Regions from separate parts of the Mus musculus genome. Here region 1 is linked to region 2. Evidence: chromatin loops called from intact Hi-C (ENCODE). Cell type or tissue: heart. All regions are shown on one strand. Links, peaks and the distances in the headings refer to the core of each region. The heading gives the core; the rest is flanking DNA.

Region 1 (8,000 bases), core at 1-8,000, 260 kb after region 2:
ATCCCAGCAATCACATGGTGGCTCACAACCATCAGTAATGACAGCTGACACTGCCCTCTTCTGGTGCATCTGAAGACAGCTACAGTGTGCTTACATATAATAATAAATAAATCTTTTTTAAAAAATAAGGAAGTCATGTTACTATGTCTTATAAATTTTAAGAACTAATACACAGGGAACAGACCAAGGTCAATGCCCAGGCCTCTGGATTAAACCCATGCAGAAGGACAAAACCAGGGTAAGGCAGGCCTGGGGCAGCCCCAAAAGGAGGGATGGGAGACAACAGTACCTTCCAGATTGCCCTTGTTGTTGGTGACTTCAGAAGCCATCCGTTCTGTTGAGGAAAGGGGGACAGGTGTGAGATGAGGTGGGGAAGTCTCTCCTGGCCCTCAGCCTTGCTCCCCTGTACCCCACAGTGCAGTGGTCCTGAGGGCCTGCTGCTCCCAGTTCTGCACCATGCATCCCCAGACCTTCCAGCATCTCCCCCACATCACCTCGGCTCTCCTCATCCTCCCCTCGGTCCTTCCCGCCATAGCTATTTGTCTTGAGGCGCTTGGGTGGGGGGGACTCAGAAGCAGCAGAGTCATTGGTTGTGCGTCTTCGACTTTTGTTCTCTGCAAGGGAAGCAGATGGGATTTGTCTGAAGGGTCTAAGAGACAAAGCAGGACAAGGCCATGTGTTGCCTGGGATCCAGCTGCATCTTTAGCAGGGGACCATGATGGGCATAGAGAATCAAAGTAGGGAGCCCAGAGCAGAGGCCAAAACTGTGTCATCTTCCAATAACCAACAGGAGCATGGAGCTACTAAGCATTTGAAATGCCAAAAGAGACAGAATTTCACTGAGAGTCAGGTCCAAATTGTCAACTGATGCTACTGACTGGTTCAACTGGATTTGAATAATGGCATCTACTTTAGCGAATTGTATTAGTTAATATGCATTTAATAATCATGCTAGCTAATTAATGTCTATTAGCCAATATACACCTCCAAACATTACTAAAAAACTGAAATATTCTCATTTTCATAAGTGGCAACTTAGAAAGGTTAAATGTTTTTTTTAATTTCAGTTTATTTCCTTACTAGAAAATTATTAAATTGATTTTTTTCTTTTTTTGCTGAGTGTGCTGGTTCATGCCTTTATTAACAACATTTCAGGAAACAGACAGGAAGCTCAAGGCTACCAAGCCTACAAGTTTACAAAATACGGCTATAATAAAACCCACTTTTAAAAGCAAGTTTATATTGGCTCATATTGCAAATCACTAAATCTGACTCCTCCAACTAAGGCAATAATTTTCCCATGACAAGGTTTCTCTGTGTTGTCATGGCTGTCCTGGAACTCATGCTGCTGACCAGGCTGGCCTGTTTTCTGAGTGCTGAGATTAAAGGCGTGCAACACCACAGGCAGACAGAAAAATAAAATTATAAGGAAAACCCCTAAGGAAGATAGGTGTAACGATACTTTCTTATACCTAAATCAATCCTGGGCTACATACTGAAGCCACGTAGCAAAAGCATGGCCCTTGAGATACCAGGGCTCCCAAGTATCAGAGGTTTTACTCCTATAAATCAGAGTCTTATTTCTATATGTCTCCTAGCATGAACATTCAAAAGAATGTAAAAAAATGTAAAGACAACAAAACTCTCAAGGACCTTTGATGACAAAGTGACAATTGCCAGTGCTCATATGTGTCATTAATATTAAGAAACAAGAGAGAAGGCAATATCCAGAGAGTGTAGAAGGCTTTGAATGTGCACCCAAGGTTAGCCTGAAAGTCAGTGGTGGGGGTGGGGTGAAGAGTGAGGGTGAGTAACTCAGACCCGCCTAGGAGAGATTTGCTTCTTCTCCAGAGAGTGCTGCAGATACCACAAAATTGCAAGATAGAGCAAAGAAAACCACTTAAAGATGGGAAGGTAATACCGCGTCTCCTGGGTTCTAAGTTCCTACTGTCTGAACGACGCACCTTCGACTTATTAACCACTTTGGCAAGAAAACAAAACAAAAACATTGTATTAGATAAAGGGACTGTTGGCGTACATCTTTCATTTCATTATGTTGAATCGTGGGTCTAATTGAGAGAGATAAGCTACCTGTCAAAATGGCAGGTGACCAAATCCATTTATTTTAAAGAGAAACAGGAACCCAAGGGCAAAGGATGGATTTGGACGAACATGTAGAAAAGATCACTTGCACATGCCCATGGGGACAAAGTGTCCAGGAAGCCACAGTTCAAGTAAGTGCCCCTAAGTCTCAATAGCTTTTTAACAGCCCTGGGTTCCACAGGGCACAATAGGCCTTGCTTGAATTGACCCAATGCATGCCCTGGGAGTGGCCATGTGGCTGGGGCTATACCATCCACAAAGGCATAGGTTCATTCCCACCTGGTTGCTTCTTGTTGGGTTTGAGGCCCTCGATCCCAGTAGGCTTGAAGCCACCGTGGGCCCACTCCAGCATGGGCTTCAGCTGGTCCTCCAGTGACTCTCCAGGACTGCTGGAGAAGGTCTTGCCAGCTCGAACCCTGGCTTTCTGCCAAGACACAAATAAAGGCAAACTCTGTCCGTGAACAAATGCAAGGGAGCAGGCAAGGGAGCAGGCGATTGAGGTATGTGCCAGGGCAAACCCAGGGATTCCCCCTGCTGGGGGCCTGCATTTCCCTAAACACTAATGTCTTTCAGAGTTAGATGGGGATAAATAATTATTTACAAATGTCTGTAAAAGGCCCTTTCTAGTAGTATGACAATGTGACCATACAAGCCAGTAATCCTGCCTTACTTAGTTGACAGCATTAATTCCTAAGTGACCCCCATCAGACATGTGAAAACCCAGTCCAAGTAGACTCCCTTTTTCTCCATTTTCTTCCTTGGTATCCCTGCCTCTAAGCTACTCTCAGTAGCATCACTAGCTTTCCTTCAGTAGGTTTCTTCTTCCCTGCCTATTGGCTGAAACCCTAGTTATCACCCACACTCACATTACCTCCAGAGTGTGGTACATGGCCTTCCTATAAGAAACCAGCTTATTGAAGGTAGCCAGATTAAAGTGCTGGCTGAACAGCCCCAGAGCCACCAGTTTGTCAGCAGAGATCTAGGAGAGAAAAAATATGACTGTGATTGACCCACACGTAAACTCGGTGTGAAGTGGTTCCCTCAGAGCCTACTCCAGCACAACTTACAGAAGCCAACACTGAGAAATAAAAAGCAAAGGCCAAACAGCACACAGCACAGACTACACAGCTGGAAACACCAGTGTGGAAAAGAAAGACGATCTAGGTGGAGCTTCCTCAGCATCCTGCACAGGTGTGAGCATGTGGGTGAGCAGAGTGGACGGCACATGAGGCTCAGCCCTGACACCGTCCTCCCCGATGGATTCTCTGCGTGTTCTTACTCTTCCTGAGTGTGTAATAAATAACCGTTGACTCAGATTCCGTGAGTTCCCACAGTGCACTTTCAAAGTATTCTGGAGCTCTTAATACCCACAGCAATTGTGTTCCTCATCTTGATCACTAAGGCAAATTATTTGTGCCAATACGGACATGGATGGGATTCATAGTGAATGCAAGTATAAAATTGGGGGACTCATGCCATATGAATATGGGGAGTCCCTGGACGCAGTGCTTGCCTTTGTGTTCAGCTCCATCTTATGTTTAGGAGCTTCAACTCTGTGATGTGGCTCCCACCATAAAGTAGAAGACAGTGGGGGTTAGGTAGGCTTTGAGAAGATCTTGGCCTTTGGCCAGCGCCATAGCATGTTGTACCTAATAATCCTATCATCCCCGTGCTACTCCATATAGCCATCTGATCCTGTCTAGAAACAAGTACGTTATGTCTCACTGGATCAAAGCAATGGCCGATATCCCTGCAGTCTAATGCTTCAGAGAGTAGCATAGACCCATGAAACAAGTCCTATTGCTCCCTCTGCTGGTAAGACAACTGTATGTAATCTCAGATCAATCTTCATATCCTGATTCCTACCACAGGAATACACTGTATTTCAGAAAAATAGTCAGAATAGATACAAATTCGTAGGAAATAAAACCTAAAATGGAACAAAGTCCTCTAAATGCCATTTAACTCTCAACTTGCTGTACCTCAGGAACCCTTTTCTGTCGTCTAGGAATTGGCATAACACTGACATTCCTTAGGAAACCCTCCAGGAAGTCCATTCTTCCAGCACCGCTCAAATGCAGACAGCTGGACAATTTTTAGGGGTTAACAACACACTGGTTCCTTGTATACAGGACTTGAGTTAAGATTCCCAGCATCCAAATGGTAGCTCATAATGGCCTCTTAAGTCTTAAGTCAAGATCCAGGGGATCTGAAAATCTGAAATCCCCCTTCTGGCCTCCCATGCTGTATAAAACTACATCTAGGGAAAACACCCATACTGATTAAGAAAATGTTTGAAGCAGATCTTGGCACATGCACTTAACATGTGGGCTGCTGCTGGGATGGTAGAACTTGCCTAGCACATGTGAGGTGGATGGGTGAGACCCACAACCCTTAAAAGGCACACAATCAACTCAATTTATGGCCAGAAGACCCTCATTAGAGAGATTCCTTTTAAATGGCTAATACTAGTTCAAACTATCTTTTCATGCAGCCTCTATGACTGTCTTGGACTTCACACAGTAGAGAAGGCCTAACTCTGCTGGGATTATAGGGGTAGGTGTGTGTGTGTGTGTGGGTGGGTGTGTGTGTGTAGGTGTGTGTGTGTGTGTGTTTGTGTGTAGATGCCTACAGAGGCCATAGGACAGCATTAGAACTCTGGTGCAGTCATGCTCAGCCTGATGTAAACTCAGTAACTCAGATCCTCTGTAAGAGCAGACAGCCACCTCTTTTAACCACTACACTATCCTCCATCAACTCCTTCTTTTCCAGCAGACTTGTCACAGGCACACACCTTCAGTTCCAGAATTCAGGTGACAGAGACAGAACTCAAGAGTTTAAGCCAGAGGTTGACACTGAGACCCTGTCTCTAAGAACAAAGCAGCTGCTCAGAGTCTAGAGCAAGCATCTAAGACACGCAATCCAAGAAGTCATTTTCTTCACTCAAGTACCAAAGCCAAGCTCACTGCAGCCACTGGCAGAAAGGCGACCTTAGAGCCACCTCCAGAGAAGAAGCCAGGCCTGAGGTATGAAGAACCCCAAACCCTCCTTGCCCTTAGCTCACCTCAGAAAACTTGCCATCACCAAACCACTGTACCCAGCGCATTCCGGGCATGGCCTGTCGCTTGGAGGTGGCTTTCCAGGACACCACCATGGCAGGCCACCAGGAGAAGCCCTTGATCTTTCCCCACACGAGGTCACCTATTCCAAACTCTTTATCATCCTGGAGAAATAAACAGAAAGAATTGTAGTCACCAGGTCAGGTGAACCCTGAAAAACTCCACTGAACAAGGGCTAGAAAAATCTTGGCCATACAAAAAGATGTCTAGGACAACAATATGAACTAACCAGTACCCCCAGAGCTCATGTCTCTAGCTGCATATGTAGCAAAAGATGGCCTAGTCCGCCATCATTGGGAAGAGAGGCCCCTTTGGTCTTGCAAACTTTGTATGCCCCAGTACAGGGGAACGCCAGGGCCAAGAAGTGGGAGTGGGTGGGTAGGGGAGCAGTGCGGGGAGGAGGGTATAGGGGACTTTTGGAATAGCATTTGAGATGTAAATGAAGAAAATATCTAATAAAAAATTTTTAAAAAAAAAAAGATGCCTAGGGAGCTGGAGAGATGGTTCAGCCCTTAAGAGCTCTTACTGCTCTTCCAGAGGTCCTGAGTTCAAAACGATGCCCAGGAAAAATAAACTGGTTTTTAATGGCAAGGACAGGTCATCACTCTGGAAGTCTATCCTGTCTTCCAGTGCCCCAGGGATTAAACTCAAATGAGGCTTGGTGGGAAGTAACTTAAGCAGTGAGCCCGAAAACTAAGTTAGGAAAGCAGCAAGCAGCCTGTGCTCACTCTTGAGTACATAGTCCTTGGGCTAACAGCCTCCTCCTCCATAACTTATCTACAACCCAAAAAAAGACCAACATGAGGCTACATCAGGGGGTATTCTGAAGGAACACAAAATTTTGGCATTGTCAAGATGGATACACCTTGTAATGTATAAGTATTATAATGCATATGTCTAAGTAGAAAGGCATTAACTGGCAATGTATAACAACAACCTCAACTGGTTAAATAACTCCAGTGCCTGAATACATACAGCATGGTAACACTATTGCTTAACTGATATAAGCCACAAATATTATCTAAAAAAAAAATTTTTTTTAAATGTCCCCATGGCAACTACTGAGATGCTAAGTTGGTAGGTGGGGATCATAGTAAAGAAAAGCCATAGTATGAAGTCCTTAGATTGTAATCCTATTAAAATTAACAGAAATTCCAATAGCATGTGCATATAATCCCAGCATTTGGAAGATCAAGGATCTGGAGGCAATCCTTGGCTACACAACTTGTTTTTTTTCTGTTCTTGAGGCAGGATCTATCTCACTATACAGTGCTAACATGGAGCTGCCTACACACAGCAGGCTTGCCTCTGCCTCTTGTTTAATCATTAAATGTACATTGTACGAAATCTTTTTTTTTGGTTTTTTTCGAGATAGGGTTTCTCTGTGTAGCCCTGGCTGTCCTGGAACTCACTCTGTAGACCAGGCTGGCCCCGAACTCAGAAATCCGCCTGCCTCTGCCTCCCAAGTGCTGGAAACATGGGCCAGTATCCCTTCTCAGGCTTTACCTGATACTCTGTGCTGTCTCCATCTCTGCTCTCTGCATCCACCTGTGTGGTATCCATACCCTCCTGATCTCCATCCTGGCTCAAGTCAACTGATGGGGTACTGACGCTCTTAGGTGTCACTTCTTCCATGAAGTCGACGCTGGCAGGGGATGACCATGGCGTGCTTGCTGAAGATGATGCTCGACGTCTCCGAGACTAAGACATGAGGATGAGATTGAGACCCAGTGAAGCAAAGCAGAAGGAGGTACACTAATAGTATCCAACAGGTTCTCAGAGGAGGAGGAATGGAGAAAGAAATCAGCATCCCAGAAGGCACGGTTACATGAACTGGCAGCCATTTATTTGAGCCCAAGGCAGAGCAGAGACAGAATGTGTGTATGTTCAATGACAGAGGCTCTGAAGCTGTGTTCAGAGGGTAGGATCCATCTGGAAACAGAAGAATGTGCTGGCCCTGCTGGGTTTGCCTCAAGACAGTAGGAAAATATACAAAAGTCAAGGGTGAATGACACCAGTGGTTTGGCTCAACTCCAAGATGGGCTAGAGACCCGAGCAATCGGGAATTCTTGTCTCCTCAAAGTAGCTCCAAGTAGGACGACTCAGAACAGAAAGTAAGAAGCCAGACCCTGGAAAGCAGGAGCGTGTGAAGAAAGTACACGCTACATACAACGATGTTGTGTTGTGGGGAGTGAATGAAGCAGATCTTGAGATCAGAGATGGGACCAACCCTGGTAGCCGGAAACTCCACAGGGTACTCCTGCACATGGTGGCGGCCCTGCCGACCTCGGGTGATTCTGGGGGAGGCTCTTTGCCTCTCCAAGCTGGAGGTCCCATTGCTATGTCGGGTTCGGACCTGAAAGTGAGAAAGGATAAATACTGGACCTTAGGTGAACAGCTGCATGGGGCCCAAAGGCTCCCAAAGGAATAAGATCTTGAGACGGCCTCAAATCAACCTGAAGTGAAGAAGACCACTGGATGTCATCTCAGGGATACCTTCAACAAGGGTATCTTTGCAGGAGACTATCAGACTTGTTCCACGTCACAACACAGATTTGGCCTCCTGAACTGGCAACAGCGAATGGGGACTTAATTATTGCTTGCCCTCCTAATGCTGTAATGCAGTTCCTCATATTGTGGTGAGCCCTCAGCCCCCTCAACCATATTATCTTTGTTGCTACTTTGTAACCACATTTGTTATGAATCACAATGTAACTGATACAGAGCATATCTGATATGTGACCCTGTGAAAGGGTCTTCTAACCCCCTCCCAACAGC
Region 2 (15,714 bases), core at 4,641-12,640:
CTCCTGACACTTAGACACTCTCTTTAGCTTGTCCCTGCCACTCTTCAAGTTTCACAACACTTCTGAGCTACATCTGCCCATCTCATCCCAGGAGCCTGGGAAATACTCATTTATACTAGACTATTAAAAATAATATGCCCATGATTGTTCTGTCTTCTTCATCTCATCCTGATCTCATGCCTAAAGAACTCTGCGTTGTTTTTGTTTTGTTGTTTTTTAAATGGGAATCATCAGAGGTGTTTCTAGCACTAGCAAGTAACTGAAAAGCATCGCGGAGGTAATAAAAATCCCGGAAGGCCCACACCCCTGGGAAAGCTGGGCACAGCTTTTTCATACATATGTGTGTCCTGATTTGGGCCTATTGCTATCTGAGGTCCTGACTCCTGGCAGAGCTCCCCTACAGCCTGCAGGGTGGGGTTTCTCATTTCTCAGCCTCCCCTACCAGCCTGGGCCTGTGACAGGGATGGGACTCCTCCTTACCCTTGAGGGGGTGTGCAAGTGAATCCTCAGAGGTCTGTTGCCCAGGCCTCTGCTGTGGGCTGAGTCTGGTCACAGATCAGCTTTATAAAGTGGCCACAGTCTGAGTGGGGACCCGGACTGGGAAGGGCCAGGTAATTATGACTGACTAGAATTATAAGACCGGAATTCAGATTTTCTCTACAACTTGAGCACTGAGCCCCAAAACCACAAGAGTTTGTGGTTTGTGGCTAATTCCAAGAAGTGTGTTCAGCTCCGGATGGTGTCACATGAGCTGGGCTTTATCGCCCTGACCTGGCTATGTTCCTGGAGATCCCAGGCCTTCAGGTGAGCACATCTGGCTTCTAATCCCGCCTCAAGGCAGATATTTCCCATTCTAGGTGCCCTGGTGGGTAGATTGGACCTGCTCCACCTCACAGGACTGAGTTTTGCTCTGTGACCCTGTTCTCTCCAAGTCTATTCTGTCTCTATAGGACGAATGGGGGTAATACCCGCTTCACAGCGGAGACTCTGGGAGGTAGCTATGGCTCTAACTGCTCTCGTGTGGGTCAGCTCACAGGTAGAATGTTTTAGAGCTACAGAAGACCCCTCCACTCAAGGGTTTCATCATGAGGGGAAAGAATTCACGTGTACAGCAAAGCTGAGAGAACCATCCAGTGAGTGCCACACACCAGCCAGCTCTCGTCAGCCTCACCAACATCTGCATTCCGTGCATGGTACCTGCTCTGTCACATTTTTTAATCCAACCATGGAGCCTCAAGTTCACCATGTAGCAGAGGATAACCTAAGCATCCTGCATTCACCTCGCTGGGATTGCAGCCAGTCACCACCATACTTGGTCTGTGTGATGCTGTGGATTGAATCCAAGACTTTCTACACGACACTAGTGAGCCCTCGGACCTCTGATTTTGTGCTGACAGCCGACTGTGACACTACCCACCTCCACACACAGGCTACGATTTTGTATATAAATTTCCACAGTGAAAACCCGAGCCTATGATGATTTTATGTATTTGTGTAGCCTGCATCTCACCACACTATAGAACATTCCCTCACTCAAAGTTCCCACCTTCCTTTCCCCCATCACTCCCTATTCCCATAGAGGCACCAGTTGCCCAGTCTTCTACCCAGGCTTCCCTTGACACCCAAGACTCCACCCCCACCCCGTCTTCTCCTTATGCTCTCACCTGCTCCTTGTCACGCCCCCTGCCTTTGGACCTTTGCACATGCCAGTCCTGCCATCTACCTGCCTTTTACTCCCCCTCTGGACCACTCAGACATCCCTGGACCCATCTGAGATGTGAATTCTCCAGGAAAATCAGGAGGGTGACCAGCTCAGAGCCCAGCATAAGTGCAGTTGCCAGTGTAACCACAAATGATGACCGAGCCCCAACTGGCCTGAGCACTCACTGAGGCCTTCTGCTGCCCGCACCCAGCCCAGCCCAGGCCCAGTTTTCACACCTGTTTTTTACCACCTCCTCCAGGCCCCAGCCTTCCCACTCACTACTTCAAAGAGCCAGGGTGTTCTCTCTCCTACCCCGGCAAGCCTCGGTCCTTCATTGCCAGCCTCCCCAAGAGATGCTTTCTGCCCTTCCCTACCAGTAAAGGTGCTTTGAAGGCAGGTGGCATATATTTGAATCCTGACAAGCTTGGCTTGTGTCAGCACAGCATCATCTGTTTTCCTGGTCAGGCTCCTCTTTGGGACTCAGTTTCCCCGTACAGCAGGTATGTTAATAGAGTTATTAAGGGCACCATGTGGGCTCAGACTTGCTGCCAGCTTTCTGCCTGCTTAAAGTGAATCGCTGATCAAATCCATCCTGGTCCACGAAGCTGAGTATGGGACCTAGCACACAACACACTTCTAGGGTCAGCATCAGCATCATCTAGGGTCCTTGTGGGTTCCACAAAGCCACCCAAGGCATGAAGAAGAAATCCCAGATGAGCTGTCTAAACCCTATGAGGGCCAGAGGGCTCTGGGGCTGGGTTTACCCTTGAGACCAGGGTGACTTCCTCCTCCCTGGCCTCAGTCTGGCTCTGTACAGTGAAGAAAGTAACAGGTTAGGTAGGAAATGTCTGGATCATGCCTGAATCCCCAGAAGACCACAGCCCCTCGTGACTCCCCCAGTGAGAGCCCCGTGTACAGTGGTTTCTACCCCACTTGCTCTGAGCACCACATTGGACCACACCTGCCCTTCCCTGTGTTTCTTCTGCACCTCTGTGTCATGGAGAGATTTAGGGTGACATTTGCAGATGGTGTCCATGGGCCTCCATTCTGTAAAATCTGACTTTCTACTCCCTGGCACCCATGACTTGTGACCCAGAGGCTGCTAAGCAAACGTCCCTATTACCATTTAATCTTAGGTAAAAATCCAAGAGTCCAAATATGCTTTTCCTTACTTGAGGAAGCAGGAGTCCATGTGACCTCCTGAGGGCCAAGCGTGGTGACCGCCTGGGGGTGGCTGTTGTCCATCCTCCAGGTTCTCTTACTGCCTTAACTTTGAGGTCAGCCCGGCCCCAGTGGCTCTGAGGCTGGCCTGCCTCCTGAGGCCACCTTGGCCATCCTGGAAGGATTAGTGCAGAGGCGCCAGGAAAATCACCTGGGCTTAGTATCCAAAAGGCCCTTTGTCTAGAGCCAGGCCGTGAGGAATCCATGCCGGAAGAACATCTAGATCTCCCAGGAGGTGACTCACCCTGAAGGTGACCCAGCCATCCAGGGAGCCAAGGGTGTGCCTGGGTGCTGAGTCACACTGTTGAGACAGAAAACAGCCGCAATTCCACCGTGAACTCTTCCCTGCAGCACTGTCCCCTGTATGAATGGTCAGTTCACCGGGAGTGCCAATAGGGGGCACTCTTCACACTGTATCCTATTCCCTATCCTAAGGGTGGAAGTTCAGACACTGGGCATTGTGTCTGGAGGAGAGACACTGAGCTCAAATCCTGGCCTGTTGTAGCCTTGGCTTGTCATTAAGTCCCCTACGCCTCAGTTTCCTGTACAATTACTAGAAATCAGGGCGAATTCAGGACGTTGATACTGTAAGAATGCAAAACTGTATGAGACTGAGCCTATCCCTTAGTGAGTGTGTGACAACACCATCATGGTGACACATGACACGGTGGCACAGTGGACAGGCCAGCCTTTGGGGTTAGGGGCAACAGGATCTTGTTTGAGTCCCAGACTGCCTGCTTCTGCCACTTAGGGGCTGTCTGACACTTCTTGGAGCCTCCATTTCTGAGTTGTAAGAGCAGGATGTGTAGCGCCTGTTTTCTATTACTCTGGCAAAACACCTGATGAAAACCATAAAAGAAGAAGCAGCTCTTTAAGCTCAGAGTTCCCAGTCTGTAGAGTCAATTAGCTCCTTATCTTTCAGGCCTGTGGAATGATGGAACGTCAGAGCGGAAGAACATGGAGAAGGAACGTGGCTCGCCCCGTGGAGGCTAGAAGGCAGAAAGGGCAATGGAAGGGATCAGGGATAAGATATACTCTTCAGAACTTGGCCTCCAACTAGGCCCAGTTGCTAAGTCCTTTTAAGCTATGAGCCCGTCTATGGACGAACCACTGAAGACAGTGCCTTCATGACCCAATCCCTTCCCATACATGCTGCAGTAGGGGATCAAGCTTTAACACACAAATCCTGTGGGGACTTTTCACACTTAAATCACAGCAGCATGGAAACCCCCAGCCAGTCTGGGCACTGTGGAATTCAGTGCATGATAGGGTGGTAAGCGGATTCTGTCCCTGACTTTGGAAAACTCTCGGTGAAGTATGAGAATTAGGCCAGGTGTCTTGAGGGGGACACTAAGAGCCCCAAGGGTGGGATCAGGGGTTCCAGCCTAATTCAGAAGGAAGTTCCAAGAAGAGGCAGCCAAGTGAAGGCCTGGCCAGGCTGCTACTCACTCACACGTGCCAGGCTCCTTCCCAGCACCTGACACAGGCTGGATGTTAGTCCTCTGATGACCTGGGTGAGAACCACGACCTCCCTGTGTCACAGATAAGCAACTGCTGTGGTCTGGATGTGTCCCCTGGGTGATGGGGTCAGGAGATGGGGCTCAGTGGGGGTGTTAGGCTTTTGGGGGCTCCAGCTTTGTGGATGGATGAATTCCACTTCAGCAGGCAAGAAGTGGATTCCAGTGTGGGAGTGATTCATATCCTCTCTCTCTCTCTCTCTCTCTCTCTCTCTCTCTCTCTCTCTCTCTCTCTCTCTCTCCCTTCCCATCCACCTTCCCCCTCTCTCACAAACACACAGACACACTCACTCTCTCTGTGTGCCACATACACACACTCTCTATCTCTACCTCTTCATCTCTTTATTGTCTTTGACCTTTTGCCTGGCATTATGGAATGGCACAGCAGGACGAACCCCAGCATACACACCAGTCCCTCCATCTTGGATGTCCCATTCTCCAGAAGGGTGAGCCAGTAAATTCCTGTTCACTGTAAACCAGCCAGTCTTAGACACCCTGTTACACATGGGACTGAGACAGAGCCCAAGGCCAGGCATCTGAGCCCCCTTTAGCTGCTGCAGGGAAAGCTGCCTGGACCACTGAGTAGGAGCTTGGACAGCTCCCGGCCATGGGCACTGGGTGATGCCAGAATGAATAGTAAAGCCTACTGTGGATTTGTTAGAGTGATGAGCTAGAGGGGAGACCCAACAGTGTGAGCAGTGCCATCCAGTAAGCCGGAAGCCCAGGGAACAGGACAGGAAGGAGGAGAAGAGAACTCTCCCTCTGCTTCCTGACAGTGGATGAGCATCTCCTCTGACACATTGCCAGCACCGTGATGCCTGCCTCCGGTGCAGTCCATAGCAACCACGTCTCCTGGGGAGATGTCACATTGGTGAATGAAACGAACCGTTGTGTGTGTCAAGAGCATTTGGAAGTGCTCTCTTGTTCTAGGAACATCTGTCTTCTCAATCAACAGGTGTCTCTCTGGGGTAGGGTGAGTCTCACTCACACTTGCTTCATAGAGTTCTGGCTCCTTTTCTCCCTGCAGAACTGCTCCTATCCAACCCTCAAAACTTCAGCTGGTATGCCCTTCTGAAAGGGTTCCAAACCTCCGAGGCAGAGATCCTGACAGAAGGTGGGGGTAATGGACGACATGGAGAGGCTGAGGCCGGACAAGGACCAGAGGCTGCCCAGGCCAGCCAGGTGGAACAGGGACTCGGCACTCCAATAACTGAGCCCCAGGTCCCCTTACCTCATAAGAGCTCCTGTTTAGAATGAAGATCATTGGAGGCCAAAGCCAGCAGCGCTCCTGTGTGGCCAGGGAACAAACCAGCCAGCAGGCACAAGACCAAGGATCAGTTTATTAAAGCTGGGATTGAACCAAGGTGCTATGTGCTTTCTGAAGCAGATCAGTGGCTATCCAGCCATCCCCACCCCAAAACAGGCATGATCACAGGAACAGAGGGCAAGGTGGGCCCGGGTGGGCAAGGGGCACTTATACTGTCACCAATGCAGGCTTAAGACTGGGAGGGAAACTGAGGCAGAGTGGGCAGACAGATAGGACTCTGTAGTGAACAGGGAGAGCAGCAGCCATACCGCCTCACGGAGCCACTGTGAGCACAACTGCATTCTGCAAGAACAGGAATTCGCAGTTAGGTCTCTAAGCACCAGATCCCCTCATGGCTGCCTCACCTCACGCCTGGCCTCTTGCTCTGCCTGAGGCCTAGCGTTAAATGAGGGACGAGACTGTGGATGAGTCCGGTGCAGGTCAGGTTGCTGACTCAGACTTAAGGTCAAAGGTCATTTTTTACCAAAAACATACTGAACAACCTTGACACTCCCTGACCTTCATCCTCTTACCTTAAAAATTAATACAGAAACCCCTGTTGTGCTCACTCCCCAGAGCTAGCCAAAGACTCAAACGTGTACTGATTTGAAAAGGTTTGTGGCAAAATAATTAATAATAATAATAATAATAATAATAATAATAATGTAGAGAGGGGGTGCTGTCACAATCCATTAGTCATGCCTGCCATAGACATACAATGAGGGATAATAAGTATTTGCTGTCCATGAACCAAAGAACCATGAATCTGTGTGTATATCTGAGGTTCCTTCTTCAGGTCAGACATGTCTTAATTCAACAGAATTCTGTGATTGATTGACAATGTCTGCCACGGGTGAGGAAGGAAAGGGTTGAAATACATGACGTATTTGCTGTTTCTGACGATTGTGGTTCTCTGAGCTTTGTAGACATGACACAGAGGTGGGTCAGAGGATGAGGCAGGGCACGCTCCTCAGAGGTGTCAAACAGGTCTCTCGGGCCTCAGCTAAACTGCCATCTGGGGACACATCCACAGGGGACGCTCACCTCAATGATATCGACCACTGAATTGGCAAAGTTGACATTGAGAATCTTAGGCAGGGGAATTCCAACCTCCAGGTGCTCTGTGAAGGAAAAAAAAAAAAAAGGTTGAAAACAAAGATTGGGGTGTCTCAGACCCTGATGACGGACAGACACTTCTCCCTGTGGGAATTCAGCTTCTTGTTAGCAAATTCCTACTTACCCCATCATACCCCCCAAAAAAGACAAAACCCCTCTTTTCTATATCAGGTTTGTGACTCCCCTTTAGCCACACCACCTAGAGGCATCCCGTGCCATCTCTGGTTGATAGAGCTATTTCCCACTTGACTGTGGGAGCTTAAGCAGAATCCAGGGAAGGTTAACTCTGGGGGTCCTGAGGAGAGCATGATGGTGCTGGTCATTGCTGCATTAACGGAAATCCTGGCAGCTCTTTGGCCTCAGTATTCTTATCCGAGTAAGGGATCGAGGAGCAAATTGGACTCCAGCTCAGCTGTACCGTTGAGCCTCTGCATGTAGGCAGCCCGGACCACATCACTGAGCCATTCTTCCAGACGGGATGCCTGCAACAGCAGATGGAATAGTGAGTGGGGAGCTTCGTGAGAAACCAGAGGCCCAGAAGCCTCCTGCAAGCCTAAATGAACTGTTCCTGCTAGGTAATGGGGCCCTCAGATTGGGCTGTGTAGCCCAGCAACAGTAGCCTAGCAACAGTAAAGGAGACTGATTAATGCAGACTTCACCCTTAGTCTGGGACCTTGCAAGATATTCCCTTCTAGAAGATTCTGTGGATTAGGACAGGTGTGCCTGAGAAAGAGAGAAGGGAATGTACCCAGCTCTGGTAGAATGCTGTGAAGGCTGATCTTAGAATAAACAGTTTGGGAGTCCTCAGAATGTTCTGGAATCTAAAGCTGTCCGAGATTTCAGAATCTAAGAAGTCTGTGAGAAGCATGAACCTCAGGCTCTGTCGGGTTCTGGAATGCTAGACTTTCAGGGCTCAGAATTTTGTGTGAAGATCCAGATCCTTGTGAGCCTCTGGATGTTTACAATTCTGAGGATCCAAGTCCTTGTAAGAACATGGGATTGACTTTCCTAAGATGTCTAGTGGCTCACACACACACACACACACACACACACACACACACACACACACACACGCATGCATGCATATACACACAAAAACATACACACGCATGCACACATCCACCTAAACACACATGCACACACACATACACACACACCCGAGCACACACACAGGTTCACAGGTGCACGCACACACACAAGCATACACACTAGCACACTTCCTCTGCTTTTCTGCTCTGCTCTGCTGGGGTTGGGCCCACACAGAGGTAGCCTTGACCCTGACTTGCCCCCACTCCCCACCCAAATCCTCTACCCCCTGTCAAGCTCCTTCTTCCCAGGAACTTACATCAAAAGGTTGGGGAAAGGAGGAGGCCAGCTGGACACTTAGCCTGCCAGAGAGAAGAGAAGTGTTAAGAGGTCCTGGTGGTTCCTCACTCCCTGCAGAGAGCTGTCTGGCCCCACTTACCCTGGCCCACCCTAGTCATGGCTTTCCAGGAACAGGCAAGAGGACTCCAACCTAGCTCATCTCTCTCCAGCCATCTCTCAGGCTCTCTATTTCCCTCCCTGTGAAATAGACTGAGAGGGCTTCACTTCCCTTGTGAGACATCACAGAGCCCTCCTAGGGGTAGCCCAACTGTCTGTGTGTGTGTCCTTTTCCTAGCCTAGCACTGCACATGGGCCAGTCTGCATCCAGCAGGTGCTCACTAATGGTAGTGTACACCAGGTGACCCCAATGCAAGTCAGTCCGTGGCAAGCCTAGACCTCTATCTTCACTTCTGGAGTGCTGTGTCATGAACTGCCACCAGGAGGCAGAGGTGAGCAGGCAGCAGACCTGGTTGAAGAGGGCAAGAAAAGGAACCACAGGGAAGTTCCAAAGCAGGGAGATGCATACTGGGTGCTGTGGCTCAGGACAGTCAGGACTCAAGGACGTCTGAGAAATTCTCTACAACTGGGATGGGGATCAGACAGACCTCACCATAACCAGAGCACCAGCTGGAGAGGGAGGCTGGGGTCACGGGCCCATTGCCTGAGCCTGGGCTACAGTGAACTTTACAAACTGTGAAGTGCTGTGTTGGGTAGTATGCAAAAATAGGGGCAGAATGGTCTTCCACCTTCATTTTGGCTGTTTGGAATCTCTCGATGCTCAGTTAGCATAAGACAGAGATGAGGGAATCAATGGAAGAAGTGCGTATGGGGCGGAAACATCGTCCAGCACTCTGGGATCGCGTCCTTGTGGTCAGCCTCAGGCTAAGTTATAGCCTCTGTGTCCTGGGGCAGGCTCACTGCCAGAGTCAGTGTCTGAGCAAAGGGAACAGTGGAAGTGCTAGTCATGGTCACCTACTCTGGGCCCTGCTACTTGATCTGTAGTGACCACCATGTCCCCTTCCCTAAGGTGACACAAATCTACTAAGCACCCAGATCAGAGATGCTTGCCAACACCAAGTGGCCCTTATTTTATCCAGCCCCTGATTCTAGTGTCTAAAGGGAGGGACAGACCATCCTAGGACCCCACATTACCGTTCCAGGGACAGAGATATGTGCAGCTTGGTAGAGGATGGAGCCAGGTGGGCATTTAGAGTCATAACCTGAGGAGAAGAGTGAGCAGATGTTTTCCCTGACTCTGCAAGAATAGAGGCAGTCACCCAGATGCCAGGAAAGCCTCTGAGCATTCCTCCCATGGCAGCTCTGGTCCTACTGTGTGGCAGAGTTAATGGGTGTTTGGGACTGCAGACCGGAACCTTCTGTTTAATCCACGAGGGAGCTAAAGGCTTCCCAGGGGCACTTGAGCTAGCCTAGGAAGGTAGCAGAAGAGACAGCCAGGGCAGGCAGAGCACAAGGCATGCTGGGACCACCATGCTGAGTCATGAAGCAGGGTCCCCAGGAGACAGCTGAGTAGAGGCAGGTCACTGTGGAGCAACTCTCAGGACTTGAGGACGTAGAGTGGGCCCACTGGACCAAAGAAGGGTTAGGAGCTGGAAAGAAGCTGGGTCAACAATAGACTTAGTTCATCAATGATGTGAGGGTCTTGCTATGCAACATAGGGCTCCCCGCCCACCCCTCATCCACTTACCCCATTCAACTGGAAAAGGGCTACAGGAGTTCCTTGAGGGACAGAAGACAGCACATGGATGGTGACTGGGATGGAGACTGTGGCCTTCTTGTTCTGCAGCAGGACCATGGGCGATTTTGTCACCCGCAGCGAGAGCAGGAGGTGCTGAGCAGGGGGCAGTTTCCCCAGGGCCTGGGAGAGACAGGAAAGAACATGGGTGTGAAGACAGCTTAGATGCCAGTGTCAGAATCAGTCAGTCCACAAACACACTGAGCATCTACTAGTTGAGAGGCACGGCCCTTGGCAGCAAGGTTGTAGCCTAGAATAGCAGGCACTCTGCCCATCAAAGCGGTTAAGACTCTAACCCATGGGGCCACCATATCACACTCTGTTTCATACACAGGCAAAATCTCTTCCCCAAGCAAGCTGAGCCTGGTGGCACACAGCTAAAATCCCAGCACTTGGAAACTAGAAACAGAGAGATCAAGAGTTAAGGCTATCCTTGGCTAAATAACAAGTTTAAGGACGACCTGGGCTACGTGCAGCTCCGTGTCAAAAATAAAACAACAAACATTGGTAGCTGTGTCCTGAGGGATTTCTCAGTCATCTCTGCCACCCAATTGATCTTGCACTTTCCTCCTGCCTTTGAAAGGTTCTCCTGAGTGTCCACTCCCAGACCCTTCCTCTCCTGAGCTTCCTCCTCCCTTCAGCCCAGAGAAGGAGCAAGTCCCACCTTGCTCCCTGAGGCTACCTGAAACCGTTTCCTTAATGGATGCATGGACCTTGTCCTCGGCCACCCGTATCCTCTGTTTCTCTGTCCAACCCCCCTCAGACACTCCCACTACTCTATGTAATAATAATGTAATAATAGTCATTTCAACTTCAAATCATTACTAATTCTCCCAGCTGCATACTGGTGGGTCCAGTATCATCTGAATGACTGGGAAGCTGAGTCCTGGGATCATGTCCACTATCTCTACCTCCATGACCCCTCTCCTTTGTCTCTCTCCAGGACAGAGAAGACCAAGAGCTGGGGACATCTTCTGGTCTGAGGGACCCTCGGGATGGATCTTTATGATTCTCTGTGTTGATAATTCAGTAACTTGGGGATCCAGGCGTGGGACACAGTGGCCCTCAAATGCTAGCATGCCTCCGTCCTCTATGTGGCTGTGTTTTCCTGATTTCTATCACTTTTCAAAGAGTAGGTGTTACTAGGAGACTCAGAATGGTCACACTGTGAATCAGTAGCCTGGGAAGACTCTCCTGTTCTCTGTCTGCTGGAGTTGCTGTGACCACAGCACCCAGGTGGCTTCTGGGACACTCTGCTTCTTTCCTTTATAAGCCAGTTGTGCTATCAGAAAAGGATAAAGTGTTAGTGTCTCACACTTTAGTTTATATCTGGGCTCAACATTAATCATGGGTATGTGGAGAGATCGCCTGGGAAGGTTTCTGGAGTCAATCTAGGAAAGAGCTACACTGATGGAGCCCCTAAGAGGGCCCACTCACCTCAGGAGCCAAAGCTGCCAGGTCAGTAGTTGTCAGAGGGACATTCCTGGGAACCTGGGTATGAGAGCAAATGAGAGGTTAGTGGAGAAGGAAGACGTCCCTGGAAATGGGTGCAGGACAGGGGAGTGTGTCCCTCTCACCTCTGCTCACTACGGACACTCCCGGAGCCTGACCCTGTACCAGGTACTCTTCCCACCTCCCTAACACACCCTACACAGCAGCTCAGCGACCAGATTAAGAATGCCCTCACTTTACACAAGTGATGCTAAGACTCTGCCCTGGCTCCATCCTTGGCTAATGGTGGCCCGGGATGAGCAGGATATGTAGCTGAGCTGTCTGGTATCAGAGTCCTCTCATTACTGCCAGACCACACTGAGAAAGGCAGCCAGGTGCTCTTATCTGTCACCTCAGCGGTCACTTATAAATACGACCACTTCCAGTCTTTATAAATCGTAGGTTCATGTAAGTTTACAAGCTCTGGCTAAAATGTTAGGAAATGTGGTCTCACTGGGCCCATGTCCCTTCCCCCTTGGAAGCTAAACTGTAGTTGCCAAGGTCCTGCCAGGTTGCTAAGCAATGGTGGCCCCATATGAACCACCCTATCAGAACAGATCTGTCCACACTTTGTCCCCAGAGCTCCAGGAGCAGTCATCACAATGCTTACAGCCCCATCCACAGGCCATTCAGTGACACATTCCTTTCTTCAGACTCTGCCTTCTCCCCAGCTAAAGACCCCTACCTCCAACTTGGGGCCCCATTCAATTCTCTGAAGCTACCTCTGTCCCCTAGGGACCCCTCCCCATCCTGTACAAGGTGAGAGGCCAATCCTCTTGCCTAAGCTGTATGTGAGGCCTCCAAATAGCTCAGAGCTCAGTGCTCTGGGTAGGGATAAGACTGGGGGTGGGGGGAGCCTCTGAGCCATTGAGGCAAAGAGGGACCAACACAAGAGCAAGGAGGTCCCAGAAACTCCAGTATGAGAGTACAAGTGACCTTCAGCAAAGCCTAAGCCTGGCTTTCTTTTCTCCAGCTCAAATCTACTCTTGAGAAAGTAGACAGGATGTTAGCCATTCCTACTTTAGTATAAAATAGCTTAAACTCAAGACAGATTCATCTGGTGAGTCGTTTCCTCCTTGGATGGAGGGATATCTGACTCTGTCGGTTCTGGCTTTGGGCGTGGTTTTCTGGAAGGCTGAGGTTAGAAGGCTTCAGGGGTGCCATGCAGGTACGGAGGGTTATTGGCACTCTCCTCTAGAACAGGGTGGACGGCAAGGTGTGTGCTCTAAGCATGCCCAGCCCCTGCTTACAGAGAACAGACTCAGCAAGGCTATGAGGGACAACATGAGGAAACCCAGCAGCAGCCCTGCCACAGCCTGGAGCAGATGTCCCAAGCCAGCGTCCCCATACGCCACCACTCACCATCTCAGGGGTGATGTCCAGGTCAAGGGCACCGTTGGTTTGCAGGAGCCCAAACACGGTGCTGAAGAGATAGAGTGGGACAGTCACTTGGGAGGTGTGGTCCTCTTTGGGGGGCACCTTGACTGGGATGCGTGGCTTGGGGAAATCAATGACATCTCCAGCTATGCTCTTCACGATGGGCTACCAGGCAAGAGACAGAGAAGGGTGGGTGTGTGGCTGCTCGGCCTTGTCCGGGATCCCCCATTCACCTCTGTGGCTCCCCCATGGACCCCACTGCCCTGGTCCTGGAACACTCACATTTATATCCAGCTCAATGTACTGGTTGGAGATTAGGGGAAGTGTAGCCAGAGTGAACTCCACAGACCCCAGAGGCCCAAGGGGCACCAGGCCTGCAGGAAAGAGGGCAGACAGGAAAACCTCAACCGTACCCCCAGGGACAGTAACCACTGGCATTTACTGAGCCCCTGTTGCAAATTACCCTTTACCCAGAATTCATTTGGGTTCTGCTGTCACCCCCATTTCACCCCGCTGATGGAGGGCCACAGTCTGGAGGCACACAGACTGGGAAAGCCTGTGCTCCTGTTTCTAGGGCTGCTATGGCTGACCCATGCCTGTCCTGCCTCTTTCCCGGCCTCCCTGATGGAGGGGTGACTACAGCACCATCCTGCCTTGCCTCTGCTCATACTTCCCTGAGTAAGTACAGAGGTCTCCACGAGGCAGAGAGACAGAGTCACTGGGCGGCAAGGCCATGGCTGTCTTGCTAAAGCCCTGTGAGCTTGTGACTTTCATCTCCACAGAGAATGTTTACCTCTTGTTTCAGCCCCAAGTGCTCAGTAGGTGTCTGTCTGCAGCAGCTGGCAGGTGGAGATCTCAGATGTGGATGCTCTGAGGCCTCCCCCACCCCTGGGATAGCTGGGCTCCTCCCTAGACATCCTCCCTTGGTTCCTCTCCTAGATCTCCACCCTAAGGGTTCTCCGGAGGCCTCCCCAGAGTGGAGTGGACAGTCTGAGGAAGAAGAGAAACTCCCCTCTCTTCCCTCCATGGCCACCTGCTCAATGGCAAGGGTGAGGGAACACAGAGGAGGGGTAGGACCCCAACTTACTCAGCGTAGCTCCCAAGAGCTCATTCACCACACTCAGCACACTGTCTACCACAGGGCACAGCTGTAAGGAGGAGACAGAGGCCACTGGAGAGAGAGGGTGCACCCTGCTTGGGGCAGGAGACAGCTGCCTCTCTCCAAAATGGCTGTGTGGTGCTGAGGCTCAAAGGTAAAGCATGGTGTGAAGACACCAAATCTCACATCTCTTACGTGAGCCCCTTTAGAAAGTGCACCACGAGGGAGGAACAGTAGACATTGCAGGGCCAAGGTGACTGCTGTCCATCCTGCTACCCAGTGTAGAGTCAGAAGACTGTGGTCAGAAGTCCCAGGTACCCTATCTTCTCTGTCATCCAGAAAATCCACACACCCTGTCCCTGCACTCACTGAGCCCCGTGTGGTAACTTCAGCCCAGCACTTCAGTCTACAGTTGGGGTCAGAGACTAAGGGCCACCTGCCAAGGTCATAATTATTGGCAGACACAAAAGCCAGGGCTGAGGCAAGACTGCTGCCCCAAGCCCCAGGATTGCACTGGGAGGAGGCATCCAGATGCAGGCATCCAGCCGGTACATCCTGCTGCACCGGGCAGCCAGGCAGGAAAACTACACAGAAGCCATAGCACAGCACTGACCTCAAAGTGCAGTTCCAATCCCACCCAGAATGATGGTCAAGAATTCTGGCTGAAAGTGCTTGCAGCACCCAGAGTCAGATCTGCCTGCCTCACACACACTCAACCCCAGAGCCCACGATGGACCTCCTTGAATCTACCTGACGTGTTTTCTTCCCTTGAGTCTACCTGACGTGTTTTCTTCCCTCCCGTGGCCACACTGCTTCCTTCAGCCCAGGGTAGCAATCCACTATCACCCACACAATGTTTTAGGGATGCCAGCTAACTGCCCTTGGCAGCCTGGTGGGGGCCACACTCACCAGTCCAGGCAGCACCTTGCACAGTGTCTGTTCTACGAGCCCAAAGATTGGCGTGGGCAGCAGCCTGGGTGAAGAAGACATGAAGGTGGACCAGGGCTCTGCCTCCCTCCTGTCTCTTCCTTTTGTGAGGTTGGCTGGAGCTTTGGGGACCTGTGTTTAAGCCTTGGCCCCGCCTTACCATGGGGCATCCAAGATTTTACCTTCCTTGTCAAGACAGCCCCACCCTATCTCATGCCACTGCCAGATGAGAGAGAGGCCCACAAACGCCTACCAGGCAGCCTGTGCACCGGACACCCAACGACTTATAGATGAGAGTCACTTACATGTGCAGCATGTCTGATTCCACACCTTGTTTATTGGGACTCAATAAACAATGAATGAATGAATGAATGAACAAATGAATGAATGAATGAATGAATTAGTAGGTGGCCTAAGGATAAGCAGTATCTGTCGTTTGTCTCAGGCCTGCCTGGAGACCATGTGGGCACATGCCCACAGAGCCACACCCCAAGATGGCACAGTTACCCTTAGCTTACTGTCCCCAGAGCATCAAGAGACACTACATTTTAAGGAGCCCAAAGCCCTGACTTGTGATTCCTTTGTTTAAGCCTTTACAGAGCCCACCCACCCACCCTGTCCCTGGAGCTAACACTAAGCCAGCAAAAGTGGAGGAGCTGAGGCTTGGCCTGGGATAAAGACAGTGCTAGGGAGACAGAGAAAGAATGGTCCAGGGGAGGGTAGTCCAGTGGTCAGAGACAAGCTTCCATGCCTGCCTCATCTGTGTGATATAGCTTGGGCAGAACCTTTGCTCTTTGTGGGCTGGAGTGAGGCTGGTCACGAGTGTGGGCAGGTGAGTGG

The links. Hi-C counts contacts between places; a loop is a spot of excess contacts. Peaks named below come from ENCODE experiments on the same cell type or tissue, not always from the same donor. Only the 100,000 strongest peaks of a DNase experiment are listed, where the experiment ranks them.
Region 1: it touches region 2 in a loop (4-fold over the local background); 17 of 42 quality-filtered maps call a loop at or near these places.

Annotation. Positions count from the first base shown.
Region 1 is chr2:153,664,830-153,672,829 of GRCm38, reverse strand. It overlaps Dnmt3b (DNA methyltransferase 3B), which reads right to left. Exons shown (of 23, transcript NM_001271744.1): 5 at 7,453-7,578; 6 at 6,729-6,923; 7 at 5,168-5,326; 8 at 2,975-3,082; 9 at 2,383-2,527; 10 at 1,922-1,981; 11 at 495-614; 12 at 290-334. Among named protein-coding and RNA genes, the nearest start is that of Dnmt3b, 19 kb to the right of the region's middle. In heart, for the core only: CTCF peaks have their summits at 68 (motif pointing left) and 3,927 (motif pointing left); no DNase peak of the experiment used is centred there.
Region 2 is chr2:153,923,043-153,938,756 of GRCm38, reverse strand. It overlaps Bpifb3 (BPI fold containing family B, member 3), which reads right to left. Exons shown (of 16, transcript NM_001379473.1): 6 at 14,857-14,920; 7 at 13,936-13,996; 8 at 13,131-13,222; 9 at 12,834-13,013; 10 at 11,418-11,471; 11 at 9,933-10,103; 12 at 9,380-9,447; 13 at 8,208-8,250; 14 at 7,281-7,344; 15 at 6,791-6,867; 16 at 5,761-6,049. The coding sequence ends at 6,020. It also overlaps a transcript of Bpifb4 not described here. Among named protein-coding and RNA genes, the nearest start is that of Bpifb4, 10 kb to the left of the region's middle. In heart, for the core only: a CTCF peak has its summit at 8,660 (motif pointing right); no DNase peak of the experiment used is centred there; H3K27me3 peaks cover 697 bases.